Linked DNA regions of Homo sapiens: region 2 is linked to region 1. The links are chromatin contacts, found by Hi-C or POLR2A ChIA-PET in ENCODE. All regions are on one chromosome and are shown on one strand. The core of a region is the stretch at or near the end of the contact, and the rest is flanking DNA. Distances in the headings are between cores, read along the strand shown. Region 1 overlaps LINC02547 (long intergenic non-protein coding RNA 2547). Region 2 overlaps MICAL2 (microtubule associated monooxygenase, calponin and LIM domain containing 2).

Evidence for each region. A loop is a pair of places that touch in the nucleus more often than their neighbours do. ChIA-PET counts read pairs that join two places held with the same protein, here RNA polymerase II (POLR2A). Pooled maps may share reads with other maps.
Region 2: a loop to region 1 is called in a pooled map, with 2.9 times the contacts of the local background. The contact joins two enhancer-like sites. A Hi-C loop is called at or near these places in 1 of 168 maps with a recorded cell type or tissue (endothelial cell of umbilical vein) and 5 of 50 pooled maps. POLR2A ChIA-PET finds 5 or more read pairs at or near these places in 3 of 52 experiments (CD4-positive, alpha-beta memory T cell, WTC11 and activated CD4-positive, alpha-beta memory T cell).

What each region holds. Positions count from the first base shown.
Region 1 is chr11:12,044,203-12,051,195 of GRCh38, reverse strand. All of the region lies in intron 1 of LINC02547 (long intergenic non-protein coding RNA 2547), which reads right to left. Among named protein-coding and RNA genes, the nearest start is that of LINC02547, 17 kb to the right of the region's middle. Within about 2 kb of position 3,660, at least 5 of the 41 ENCODE cell types and tissues checked have a DNase peak (open chromatin) inside an H3K27ac peak, as active enhancers do.
Region 2 is chr11:12,214,032-12,221,177 of GRCh38, reverse strand. It overlaps MICAL2 (microtubule associated monooxygenase, calponin and LIM domain containing 2), which reads right to left. Exons shown (of 28, transcript NM_001282663.2): 8 at 4,859-4,959; 9 at 720-977. LOC124902634 (a long non-coding RNA gene) reads left to right here. Exons shown (of 3, transcript XR_007062598.1): 3 at 6,639-6,696. Among named protein-coding and RNA genes, the nearest start is that of MIR6124, 54 kb to the right of the region's middle. RefSeq lists enhancers at 3,306-3,806, 3,807-4,307. Within about 2 kb of position 4,802, at least 13 of the 41 ENCODE cell types and tissues checked have a DNase peak (open chromatin) inside an H3K27ac peak, as active enhancers do.

The DNA.
Region 1 (6,993 bases), core at 2,411-4,910:
CCCCTAACCGTTGCAACTGGTGCCCAGGCCGCTGCAGATGGCAGCAGGCCATGACCTTCACCTGAAGCTGGACCTGGCAGGTCTGCCTCCAGGAAACCTCTTCCCCAAGGGACAGGAACTGGCTTCAAACCTCACCCAGAGCTCAAGTTGCTTTGCCCTTTTCACTGATGACAACCGTGGGGACCCCCATAGCTGGGCCCTATTCATATTTTGCACATCCTGGAGCTGTTTGCTCTCTACATGCTGGCCTCGGCCACCAGCCCTGTGACAAGCTGCCCCTCTGTGATAAGCTCCCCACCCAGAAGCATGCCCCTAAGACCACAAGCACCAAAACCTGCAGGAAGCCCCTAAACATGGCCCCCAGTTCCCTCCAGCTCTGCAGGGAGAGTGCTGCTCAGGCAGGGAGGGGGAACTGCGCTCTCTCACTTGCATCTTAACCTTTGCAATCAAAGCCAAGAGGAGGGAAACTCTTGTGCCTGCCAGCACAGTGGGGCATCGCATTTTCTGTTCCTGCCAGCACATTTTTCTAGGTCAATGTCAGATCAGGGAAATCCAATACTGCATGTCCCAACGTTTTATTTGAAAACAGAGAAGTTGCTTTCCAAAATAAATAGCGTTTACAAGTAAAGCCTGGAGAAGCCTCTGTCAGAAATGGACTCTGGGCCCAGGCAGGATAGACGTTTCCTAGTGGCTTTGATTGATGTAAACCCAATGTCAGCCCCAGCTCCAGGCCTAAAAGGAGAGGCTGGGCTGAGGAAGAACACGTGTATATACACATACGTATTGATGTGTGCCCGTACATATGCATTTGCATGTATCCTTAAGGGTCTCTGGGTATGATTAGCATGAAGAGTAAGTTGGGGGGCTTATATGTGTGTCCTTATATGTGTTTATGTGTACAGGCATGTGAATGTGACTGTGTGTGCCTGTGTATGTGTGTGATGTGACACCCAGCCCTGTTTCTCAGACACCCAGTCCTCTTTCTAGACACCCCCTTCTTCTCCTCCTTGTACCTGTTCTTTTTCTTTTTTCTTTTTTTTTTTTTTTGACACAGAGTCTCGCACTGTCACCCAGGCTGGAGTGCAGTGACGCGATCTTGGCTCACTGCAACCTCCGCCTCCCAGGTTCAAGTGATTCTCCTCCCTCAGCCTCCCAAGTAGCTGGGATTACAGGCCCAGCTAATTTTTTGTATTTTTAGTACAGACAGGGTTTCACTGTGTTGGCCAGGCTGGTCTTGAACTCCTGACATCGTGATCTGCCCGCCTTGGCCTCTCAAAGTGCTGGGATTATAGGCGCGAGCCACCGCACCCGGCCCCTGTTCTTTTTCTTAACTGATTAAGGGGCTGGGGCTCAGATCTTGACACACTGTGACAGGCATTTCCTCTGCTCTGTTTCTTCTTGGTGCCTACCCACTGCTCCTTCCCAATTTGATGTTGACTTGTTGTGTAGACCAATGGAGTCCAGTTTTTGGTTACTGTGTTAGGACCCAGCAATTTGAGCCCAGGCTATGTTAACAGCGCTCTGTAAATGGTACCATGCACTGCCCCGGAAGGCCGCTGGTGTCACTTCTCGCTGACGTCACCCTGACTGCAGGATCTCCCTCACAGACCTCCGACTTCTGCTGTCAGTGCAATCCTCCCCAGGCCTTGCCAGTTTCCATGCTCAAGGCCCCGCCTGCCTGATGACCACCTGTCTCATTAAACTTAAGCAACTCAGCCTGGCTTCCAAGATCTGAGTATCTTCTTAGCAAATTCTCTTCTCAGGAAGTGTGTCCCCTTCCTGAGCACCTCGGCCAAGCTGCCCCATACTGTGTTAGCTCTGGCCCCTCCCTTACCCACCTCTGAGCATTTCTTTGCTCACGCTGTTCCTCTGCCCTCACACCATTCCCTGCTGCCACTTCTCTCTCATTGGCTCTGCCGGTCCAAACTCTACGCTGTTTCAAGACCAGTTCTAATCTCACCCACTTTCTCTACGAGGACTTAGAAGAGCCTCCCACCCCACACTACTTTCCCATCAGACTCTGGCTCACGGGATGACACACTGCCCTGTGTGTTGCCTAAGAATTGTTTTCAGGTTGCTTCATGGGCCTTATCTTGCCTTCTGACCTAGATTGCAATCTCCTTCTAGGCAAGAATCAAGCCCGGTGCAAGAATCAAGCCCGGTGCTGCCTTTGAACGAGATGTGGAACCCGACACAGGTCTGGACACAGTATAGCCAGGGGATGAGGGCTTGTGGGTGAGTGCACGCAGAAAGGCACACTCGGCTGGGGCGGTAAGGCCGCAAAACTGTGTCCTAGGCACTGCGTTTTGTGATTTATCTGTCTTAGCTCATCTAATAATAACTGTGGCGGCAGGGTGATATTATCCCCAGTTTAGAGATGAGAAAACAGAGATTGAAAGAGATTAAGTGACTTCTCTGAAGCCACAAAAGTAGTCCAGTTGTCTCTTGCTAACTGTGGGGGTTTGGTTGCCTGATCCCCTTGAATACCAAAGTCTGCGGATGCTCAAGTCCCGTGTCAGCCCTGCAGAGCCCTTGCATAGAGGACACTTTGCTTGTAACCAGCAAAATCAGGGGTTAATCCTAGGTGGGTCTGACTGCCTTTCTCATAACCTTGTAACAACCATATCCATGGGAGGCAGCATGCTAACAGTGAACTCTCTGAAATTCTAAAGCACACCCTACCCACAAGAGATCAGAGCAAGTTCTAGGGTGGCACTGTCCAACAGAACTTTCAATGATGGAAATGTTTATTTCTGTGCTGACATGAGAGCCACTGGCCACATGTGGCCATCGAGTACTTGAAATGTGGCTAATGAAGTAAAGAACTGGATTTTAAATTTTATTTTATCTTAATTTGTTTATTTATTTGAGACAGGGTCTTGCTCTGTCACCCAGGCTGGAGTGCAGTGGCGTGATCTTGGCTCATCGTAGCCTCAACTTCCTGGGCTCAGGTGATTCTCCCACCTCAGCCTCCCAAGTAGCTAGGACTATAGGTATGCACCACCATGCCCGGCTAAGTATTTTGGTAGAGACAGGTTTCAACAAGTTGCCCAGCCTGGTCTCAGACTCCTGGGGTCAAGAGATCTGCCCACCTCAGCCTCCCAAAGTGCTGGGATTATAGGTATGAGCTACCACCCCCCAGCCTGCTTATTTAATCTTAATTAAAACGTAAGTACTGTGGTCACATGTAGCTAGTGGCTTCCATATTGGATAGTGCTTCCCAACCACGTCCATGTCAAGTCAACATAGAAAATACTAATTACGCAATAATGAGACTGTTTGCTGCCAGAGGCAACTGGCTCAAGGGGTCCTGCCTTCCTGACCCCACCTAGCCTCCCTCAACAAATCTGTAGGCCACTTTAGGCACACTAGCTCTTCACAATGGTCAAGCTTCCTGCCAGCTCCCAGCCTCTGGGCCTGGAACACCAAAGTCATTGTGATCGTAAGAAATGCCAGCATAGGAGATGTGCAGGACCTTGTCAGTTCTTGCATGGTGTCCTTTCCTCCATTCCACACACAGTGCCTGGCCCTGGGCAGGGGCTGGGGTAAAAAGAACTCAGAGCCAGCCCTCACTAAGCACTCCCACGAGGCCATCTGATTCATATGCCCCAAACTGTTCTTTTTTGGCAGCACTTTGGCGCCCCCTCCTGGGCATCCTGCAGAGTTCAGGTGCGCATAAATTTGCCAGGAGGGGACAAGGACTTGGCCCTGGGACTGACCGCAGGGCTGTCAAAGACTTCCAGCCCCCCTGGCCAGCCAAGTGAGGGAATGCCTGCCCTTTTTCCAGGCCCAACTGGGGCAGCTCTTTTTCCTGCAGGGAAAAGGCACTTTACTGGCAGCCCTGGGGAAGAGGCAGGGGAGGCAGCTGAGTCTGGAAACGGGAGCATTCCAGAGCCCAGGCCTCTAGGCCCCTGTGCACTCTTCACACTGTGCCAACCCTGGATTTTCAGAGAGAAACCAGAGAGGATGGCTTGGCAGAGGCCCTTTTGGAGGTAACTGGGAAGCAGGAGAGGATGTGAAGTCAAGGCTGGTCTCTGAAGTGGAGGAGTTGGCCACAGGGAGAGAGGAGATAGGAAAGGACTTTGCAGTGGAGGGGGCAGCCAGGGAAAGCCCTGGAGGAGAAGGGGAGGGTGATCACCAGGGCATTAAAGCGGTCAGCGTGGCTGGAGTGGAGAGGTTGAGTGGAGATGAGGGAGGTGGTGAGGCTGCTGAGGTGAGGAGGCTGAGGTAGGAGGATCGAATGAGCCCCAGAGATCAAGGCTGCAGTGAACCGAGATCATGCCACTACACTCCCACCTGGGCACTGGAACAAGACCCTGTCTAAAAGAAAATGTGAAAACCATTCTTAGCTCTTAGGGCATACAGACACAGGTGGCAGGCAGAGTTTGGCTTGAGAGCTATAGTTCACTCACTCTCATTCTATCAGAAGGTGCCTGGATGGTGCATGGACAGGCCAACCCCTCTCCCACCCTCCAGCCTTTCCCCATCGCTTCACTTTCAAGTCTCATGCAGCCAGCCAGCCAGGTTTAAACACCACCTCCTCCAAGAGGACTTTTCTTACCTTCCCAGTCCAAGTTAGCCTCCCCCACTGTATTACTCCATTTTCACACTGCTGTAAAGAACTGCCTGAGACGGGGTAATTTATAAAGAAAAGAGGTTTAACTGACTCACAGTTCCACAGGCTTAACAGGAAGCATGACTGGGAAGCCTCATGACACTAACAATCATGGCGGAAGGCGAAGAGGAAGCAAGGACCTTCTTCACATGGTGGCAGGACAGAGAGCAAGGGAATCTACCACACGCTTTTAAACCATTAGATCTCATGAGAACTCACTATCACTAGAATGGCAAGGGGGAAAACAGCCCCCATGATCCAATCACCTCCTACCAAGTCCCTTCCTCCACACGTGGGGATTACAATTCTAGATGAGATTTGGGTGGGGACAGAGAGCCCAACCATATCACCCATCAACTTTGTGCCCCTTATAAAGTTACTGACCAGTAACTTACTGACCTCTGGGTGTGTATATGTGTGTGTGTATATATGTTTGTGTGTGTGTGTGCATGTGTGTGTATGTGCATGTGTGTGTTTGTATGTGTGTGGATATGTGTGTGTGTGTGTATTTGTGTATGTGTGTGTATTGTGTATATGTGTGTGAGCGCCTTTCCTTGCACCAGCCCTGTGCTGTGCCGTGCAGTAGCCACTAGCCACATGTGGCTATTTAGGGCTTGAAATGTGGTGAGTCCAAATTGAGATGTGCTGTGGGTGTAAAATACACACAGAATTTCAAGCAGCATAGAAAACAAGAATATAAAATATTTCATTAATTTTCCAGCTCTTAGGGAAGTTGATGAATTTTAATTACTGAATTTTATTTTAATTACATTTTAAAATGACAAGATATTGGATATATCTTATTAAATGTATTATTATTAAATTTATTTTTATGGTGTTTCTTTTTACCTTTTTTTTTTTTTTTTTTTTTGAGACAGGGTCTCACTCTGTCCCCTAGGCTGGAGTGCAGTGGCATAATCATGGCTCACTGCAGTCTTGAACTCCTGGGCTCCAGCAATCCTCCACCTCAGCCTCCTGAGTAGCTGGGACTACAGGGCACACCACCATGCCTGGCTAATTTTTATATTTTTTTGTGGAGACAGGGTCTTGTTAAGTTGCCTAGGCTAGTCTTGGACTCCTGACTCCAAATAATCTTCCCACTTCAGCCTCCCAAAGTGCTGGGATTACAGGCATGAGCCACCACACCTGTCCTTCTTATTTTTTATTTTTTTGAGACAGGGTCTCACTCCGTCACCCAGGTTGGAGTGCAGTTGTGTGATCACAGCTCACTGCAGCCTCATCTTCCTGGGCTCAAGTGATCACTACCTTAGCTTCCTGAGTAGCTGAACCTATAGGAGCGTGCCACCACACCTGGCTGATTGTTTTTTATCTTTTGTAACAACGGAATCTCCATATGTTACCTAAGCTAGTCTCCAACTCCCAGACCGAAGCGATCCTCCCATCTCAGCCTCCCAAAGTCCTGGGATTACAGGTGTGCACCATCACGCCCAGCCAGCCTGTGAGTTCTGACAGCAGCTGTGCTGGGTTCATTGTTGTCACTCCAATGTCTAGTGCACAGAGTAGGAGAGGGAGGGGACAGGCACAGGGATGTCTGAGGGCTTCCCACGCACCAGATGCTGTGTTAAGCCTCATCCATCTCGTTTTGTCCTCCCAGGAACCCTGTGCCAGGGATGGTGGCGTGGCAGCAAGGCGGAGAGTAGGAGGGCTCATTTAGGCCCCAGGCTACGGTCAGGGGTGAGGGGACAGGTAGAGTCCTCTCTGCTTTGTAGGCCTCCTGGGTTTCTAGACAAGAGGACACCACCCTCCTGCCACCACTTTGCATACTTCCTGGGTCACCGTCTTCCCAACTGGGGCTCAGCCATGGCCATTGTGAAATTTGTTCTGTCTCCTCTCAGACTCTGCCTCCCACTCCCATATCCAGACACGTTCCTGCTAGTGACAGCCACATGACCCTCCCAATAACCACACGCCCAGCCTGGCAGCCTTCCTGGGCCTCAGGAGTGTGGTAACTTTGGAGAAGGGCTTCTGACTCAGGCAGCTGAGCTTGCTGCCAGGTGGGGACTGGCTCTGGTCTCAGTGTATCTCTGGGCCCCTTCCCAATCCCAAAATGAAAGTCCCTCTTCAGGAGTGTAACCATCCAGGAACCAGCCCTCAGCTCAGCACTGGGTAGTGTCTGCTCATAAAAATGGCCACAAGGTGGCACTGTTCCCACAGCCATTCCCTTCCCCCACGGCAAGACCACGGGTCACACCTGCATCCAACAAAAATATTACAGCTTTTGGAAGAGGTTTTCCCTGGACTGGTTGGTGAATTTCATTCTCAGTCTTCAGCTGCCAAAGGTTGTTTAGACTCGGGAATTCTGCTATAAAAAATGGTCATCTCTGAGTGCACACTTAAAAGTCAAGCAGGTTATGACT
Region 2 (7,146 bases), core at 3,553-6,052, 170 kb before region 1:
GCTGGGAAAGGAGTCTGGGCCAGAAGCAGGATGGGAACTGAGGGCTCAACCAAGGGCCTTAGGTTCAAGTCCATGCACAATAGTGCCCAAGGACCAAGTCAACCAAGCTGAGTGCTGACTAATCTGCTCCATGAGCACCCAAAGCATGGTTTGGAATTTGACTCTTAACTTGGAATAAATACATAATCAGTGCTCACACTAAAGAGAAAACTTTCTCCTTTCTGAAAACATTCATTTAATCTAAGGATCCTTGCACCCTTGCAGATTTTCTGGGAAGAATTTTCAGCAGGGAAGCTATGAATGGAAAGGAGACTTTGGGGCCCATAGGCCTCTCCTGCACTCCGTGTGATCTCAAAGGCCACAAAGGGCCGCCCACATGAGGAAGAAGTCTCGGCCCAGCTGAGGGTCCACACACTCTGAGAAGGATGGCTCATATGGCCCAGACCGGGGCTGCCTGATTTTGTACTTCATCAAAGAAGTCAGTGCAAAAGAGCCAGGAGATAGGAGAGAAGGCTCTCCTAACTACACAGAGGCAGAATAGGCTCCTCTGAGTGCAGCAACAGGACAGGCTCTGAGGCCGGGACAGGCTTGGCAGAGTCCTGCCAACTGGCTGAGAGCCTGTCCTCTCCCCGCTGCACAACAGCAGATACTGCCTGCCAGAATACAAACGTGGGATCTGTCTCGCAGAGAAACATGGGGGCTCCGAGCTCAGGCAGTACCTCAAGCAAGCTGTCACCCACAAGGGCCACGAGCAGCTGGTGCGCCTGCCGCTCCCGCACCAGGGCCGCGTTCTCTGAGGCATACATGCAGGTAAAGTCAAACATGGCCACATCAGGCTGCCCATAGTGGTTCATGGCAAAGTCTAAGGATGGCAGCTGGTAGTTGGTGGCAAAGTCTGCAGCTTCCCGGGCATAGGATAGCAGGTTGTCTTGGTTCACGTTCTCCGCACACAGCAGCATCTCTGTGTCGATGTAGTCCTGGGGAAGATGAAAACATGGTGCAGCAACCTCCCCCTCTAAAGGGCTAGCCTTCATACCCACCTCTTGGCAAAAGGACTTGGAATGGGTCCCTACAGTGAGGCTAGTCAGAAAAGACATATAAAAACCAGGACCAAGGGAATAAAGAGGAAATAAATCAGCCAGCTGTGAGGGTTAACACGGTTGTGATTAAGCATCAAATTTGGCATTGAGCTTCCTGGCATCCAAGGCAAAAGGGAAATGTGATATGCCCCAGAGCTCTCCTTATCAGAAAGAAGGAAGCGTAGAAATTCCTCAGGGGAGGCAATTTTTCCCTGGCATTAAATTCTAAAAGATCTGTCTCACGTAGGAATTTCAACAGGGCGCGTTGAGAGTTGTAATGAACAGTGCACTTGATAATGGTCTTGGAGCAAACAACGAGCACATTTCATAGGTCTGGTTCTCATGAGAACTTTCAGTACAATTAAGAGACAAAGGAGCCATCAGAAAGTGTGATTTTATAATAAATTCAGCTAAGCGAGTATGATCCAAATATGCCATGTTTAGTGGTCAAACAAGACCAGAAAAAGAAAATGGGAAACCTCTCACACTTTCCAAAATCAGTGACCCCTTTACTTGATGGGCCGAGGGCTCTCACAGCGTAGCTTTTTTTTTTTTTTTTTTTTTTTTTTTGAGATGGAGTTTCGCTCTTGTCTCCCAGGTTAGAGAGCAATGGTGTGATTTTGGCTCACTGCAACCTCCGCCTCCCAGGTTCAAGCAATTCTCCTGCCTCAGCCTCCCCAGTAGCTTGCTTTTGGTGCTAATTGTTATGCTTCTTTCATGGGGAGTGCAGAGCCCTGAGCTGCGAGGACTGGAATATCCATCCTGGAGGGACACTAGCAATGAAACACAGGATGTGAGGATTGAAGAGAGCTGGCAAGTTTAGTGTATCCCCAGAGTCCAAGCTGCTCACCGTGTGGCTAAAGAAACTAAAAGACCACCTTTCTCAAAGGTGACACAAAAAGTACAGACACCTGGAGTGGGAGGGGACCAGTGTGTAACATGAACACAGGCTTTGGGGCCAGTGAGAGCAACGGGTCAAAGTCCACCTCTGCTGTTTACTAACTAAATCTGGGCCAGTTATTTAACTTTTCAGAGTCTCCACTCTCTCATCTGTAAAAAGGGAATATCAAAACCTACTTCACAGAGCCACATGAGAAGATGGAATGAGTGTACACACGAAATCCCTAGCCCCATGTGGGAAGTGACCGATGAATGGGAATTCCTGTCCCCTGTAATTCATGCTGGCTCCAGATATGGCTTATGATGAAGTATATCCTGGACCCAGCCAAGGCACCCTCAATTACAAAGGTCTTGACAATCACAGAGTGCCGCATTTACAGCCAGAGTGACCACTGCCTCAATTTTCTGAGTAGCCATGATTTCAAATACCCTGTTCTGGAAACTCATATTTCCCCCATTCAAACCAAACCGCCCAAATTGCATCCAGCACTGGTCCAAGAGCTCTTTGTCAGGCCCCAGTGTCCAGGATGGAATTCCTGTTATTTGATTTCCTTTCTGATCCCTGTTTCCGCGGTCACATGATCACTTCTCTCTCCGAAGGCGTGGAGGTGAGATGGGGGAAGAGAGAAGGGAGAGGTCTCAAACACCCCCCCTTCAAAATATGACCCAAGCATCCCTAAGATGGAGTGGGTGACATTACACAGTGAAGACAGTGCCTGGCGTGGACGCCTCATGCAGGAGAGTGGGGACCTAGCAAAGGGAAGACACTAGGCTAGAGCTGGCCTAGGGCTGCTGTGGAGTCTCTTAGTGGCTGGAGGGTCCCAGATGAGTGGGGGGATGGAAGAAGGAGCAAAACCATAGGGAGCAGATGAGGACAAGGACAGGAGGACAGAATCCCAGCCCACACACGTATGGGCCAGCAGAGGCAGGGGCCCAGGGAGGCTCTGGGATGGGACATCCTCCCTGTGGGGAAGAGAAAGATGGGCACAGCTGAGAGCCCAGAGGCACGGCTGCTTGAAGAGAAACTTTACTCTTCCTTCGGTAGCCATGGAAAGAAGCCCAGAGATCAGCTGGAATCAATGGGGAAGCAGGAAAACCTCTTGTCCAGAGGTCAGTCATTCATTCAACAAACATTTACTTGGCACCTTCTGTGTGGCTATAGGAAGATATGGATCCATGTAGGGAGAGGAAAACAGAAAACTTGCCATTCCTCCAGGGAGCAAGAGAACAATGTAAATTTAAGCGGCTCAGGGAAGATGGGTTGGGAACTTGGCTGGACACCTGGACGCTCAGGCTATAGCTCTTGTTCCAATCAGGTGTCCAGCCTGTGGCCTCCAATTTCTTTCCCATCTTGTACCTTGAGGCTCCTCAGCACCAGCTCAGGAGCTGCTCCCAGGGGCCTCTGAAGGAGAAAGAAAGGCCTTGGTGAAGACAAGCATGGGCCTGGAGGGGCTTTGACAACCGCCAGGGAAGCGAGTTGCCATGAGCAAACACCTGGGATGACCTGAGGGTGACCTTAGCATCCCAGGAGGCCACGGTGCTCTGCAAAACACAAAACCCATCAAGCTTTGCCTGCCTGCCTAACCTCTCCTCTGCAAAGCTGCCCGCTACCCCTACACCCCTGCACCCCCCAGTTTCAGACTAAGGCGGCAACTTCAGGAGGCAACTTCTGTGAGGCAGAGGGAAGAAGGGGACGCCACCACTCCCAGACTGACAGTCAGCAGTGGGACACTGCTGAAGCCCATCGCCCACCCATCTGCTGGCGTGCTCAGCCCACTTCACCAAGCCCGCATTCACAGCCTCCGTCTACAACTCAGGCTCTCAGCAAAGACCTGAGCTGAAGTGGAGAAGGCCCACGGGGTGGCTGGGTTACTAATGCCACCCAGACGGCTGCCAGCACACGCAGGAAAGAAGATAGCTGCATTCTTCTCTGACAAGCAGCAATGAATGGCCACCGTGCTGCCTGGGCTCCAGGCTGACACCCAGACAGCAGGCTGAACTTGGGCAGTGTGATCCTTATCTTGAGGTTGCAGCAGCAGCAGTGACAGTGGCAGCAACTACAGGGGCTCTGGAAGGGTTGTACACCTGTCCGAAGAAGCTTCCAGTCAGGGGCCACTACTCCATGTTTCTTCCTTCCAACCCTGCTCCGTGCTTAAGCATGAAGTCGCAAGGCCACGAAGCAGAGGCCAGGAAGCCAGCAGGACAAAAAAGCCAGTGTGCAAACAAGGCTGAGAAGTTACAGAGGGAATCTACAAACCCACCCTCTGCCGGGCACTGTGCCAGGTGCTCTATATATATCTTCTGTTTGCTCCTTCCAAGAACCCTTTCAGGCAGAAACTATCATTCCTATTTTGTAGATAAGAAGACTGAGGTTCAGGAAGGATACACAGTTTGCCCACAGTCTGGAGGAGGTATGTGGCAGAGTCAAGATGCAGATCGAGTCTTTTTGACTGCATGAATAATGAAATTCCCCCACACTGTGACAAGGCTCCACAGCATGAAATTCACAAGTCAAAGGATGCCTATGTCTCATTAGGACAAGGAGCCCCCATCTGCCTCCAAATGACATGTGACCTCCCAGAGAAGAGGCAAGGCTGGATGAGACTTGGGAAGGAAAAGACTCAGTTGATCCACATTAACACCTGGTAAAGGTCTCACAGCAGCACACGTCCCTCTGCAGAAAATTCTCTGTGCATATTGGCGTGGGCTCCTTTATCCAATACTCATGTAACACCAAGAAAAAGAAGGGTGTAAGCTGGTGGCACCTTCCCCCCTCCTCCCCTCGCTCAGTTTCTGGCAGGACGACATCTGCCTTCACACCTGCTGATGTCACCAGCCCAGGTCGCGAAGTCGGGAAATCGCAGCCAAGAGGTACGTACGTTAATGATGACACCTTTGTCGAGCAGGCTCTGCTTCTTGGCTGTCATTACAAAATAGTGGGTGCAGTCCTTGTAGTAAACAATGTTCTCAAGATCTATGCCTGAAAAGAGAAGCATTCACAAGCTCAGTGTTACTTCCTCGGCACCAACTGTGTGCCAGGAACTGTACTTTGCCTCACTATTGGTCTTGTTATTTATCTGCAGAATATTCATGTTAGACCAGTTTTTAAGGCACACAAGGCTGGCAAAGATAAAACAGAGTGCCAGAATCTACCCAAGTCAAAGCAGCTAGCTTCTATAGTTCTATAGCGGCATTATTCCTGTTAAAACTCACAACGTCTGTAGGGGTTGTGGGCCAGTATAAGTTAGAGCCGGGTAATTGTGCAGAAAAGCCAAGTGCCGGCCATGGCCACAGAAGCTCAGCAATGACAGGGCTGGGATTTGAACCCCAGCCCATCTAGCTCCAAGTCCTGTCCACTGTGCCCTCCATGCGCCCATAGTAGCATAGAGCTGTGGGAATTCTCCAATGACTATGCCAAGGAATATTTCTACTGTTTCCCGGCTTGTATGTGAAAACCCGAGTGCAGTGGTAGGAACAACTCAGGTTAGAAGGCTGGGCTGTATCTTTTTGTGCTTTCCACCAATCACAAGACATTTTACACACTAAGTTCCTGCATTTAAAACCATGCTGTGCAATGAGAGCTTAGCTCCACGGTTCTCAAAGGGAGGTCTCTGGCCAACAGCATCAGCATCACCTGAGGACATACTAGCAATGCAAATTATCAGGGCCCTTCTTCAGACTCACTGAATCAGAAACCCTGGGGATAGGGCCAGCACGCTGTGCTTTAACAAGCTCTAGGTGATGCCAATTCATACTCAAGTGTGAGGCTGACTGGCTTATTTGAAGGGAGAGAAAGGAACAGGCACATGGCGACATATCAGCATTTACACAAGGCGTGCTGGGTAACCATAGGAGCACCTTTATTACGGTTAAATAGGAAACAGGCATCAATGCAGAGGGCCCCCAGGAGAATCAGGAAGGTCGCGACTGTCACTGTCTGAGGGCACTGTTGTGAAACGATGGCCGAAGGTGACAACCACAGCAAAGTTTCAAGGAAGTTCACTGAAACGTGGAAAAACCCACTCAATGTCCTGCTCTCATTTATATTGAGTGGCTTAAGTATTTATTTTCTTGGTTTTTTAGAGGAAGGGAGGGTTGGAGGATTCTCAAAGCATTCAAAAGGACACCATATGCTGGCAGGAAATATTCAAGCTTTTAATGGAATAATGCAATGGAGGTGAAACTGAGAGGGTTGTGCAGTGAGCACATACCCTCCAGGCCAGTGAGAAGTACAATCTTGCTCAACAACTAATGCCATTCCTAGGAAATGATGTTAAAGAAATAATTTAACAGAAGCAGTGTTATCTGTAACAGTAAATAACTGGAAGGCCTAAATCAGAGGTCAGCAAGTTGTGTGTGTGTGTGTGTGTGTGTGATGGACCAGCTAGGAAATATTTCTGGCCTGTGGGCCCTATGGTCTCTTTCATGATCTCTCATGGTGGAAGCAGCCATCAACAGTTATGTAAAGAAATGGACATGGCTGGGCGACAATCAGCTTTTATTTATGGATGCTGAAATTTGAATTTTAAATAAACTTCATGTGTCATAAAATATTCTGATTGTTTTATTCAGCCTATATATAAAACCATTCTTAGCTCGAAGGCAGTATAGAACCATGTGGCCAGCCATAGTTTGCTAATCCCTGGTTTCAATGCTTAGGCAGTGACAATACATCAATTTGATGAGATATTCCACAGCCCCTAAAAGTGACCACCAGAAGGATGATGTTTGGAATGTGACACTGAATGAGAAAAGCTGACTAAAGAGTGTGGACACTGCGATTTAAGCTACAGTCACATAACAAGCAAGAACGCTGGTGGAAAATTACAGAAAAGGAGTAGGTGAGTCTGAAGACTATTCTCGTGTGGGGCGGTCAGATTGCGGATGATTTATTTTCCATATACAGATTTTATTTAACATTGTTGTTACATTGCTTTTCAAGGAGAAATCTGTGTTTTTAATCAGGTTAAAAAGAAAGGAAAAGTATCTGGAATTTACTTAATTGGAGAGAGGTGACTCGTCCCCCTTTCCCCTCACCCTGTTTTTCTCTGCCGTCCCTATTACCACCTGATGAGTCACTGGTTTATTTGTGTATTGACTGTCTATTCTCGTAGAATATAAGCCCAGGAGGGACGGATTTTGTTTTGCTCACTGCTCATTCTCAAGC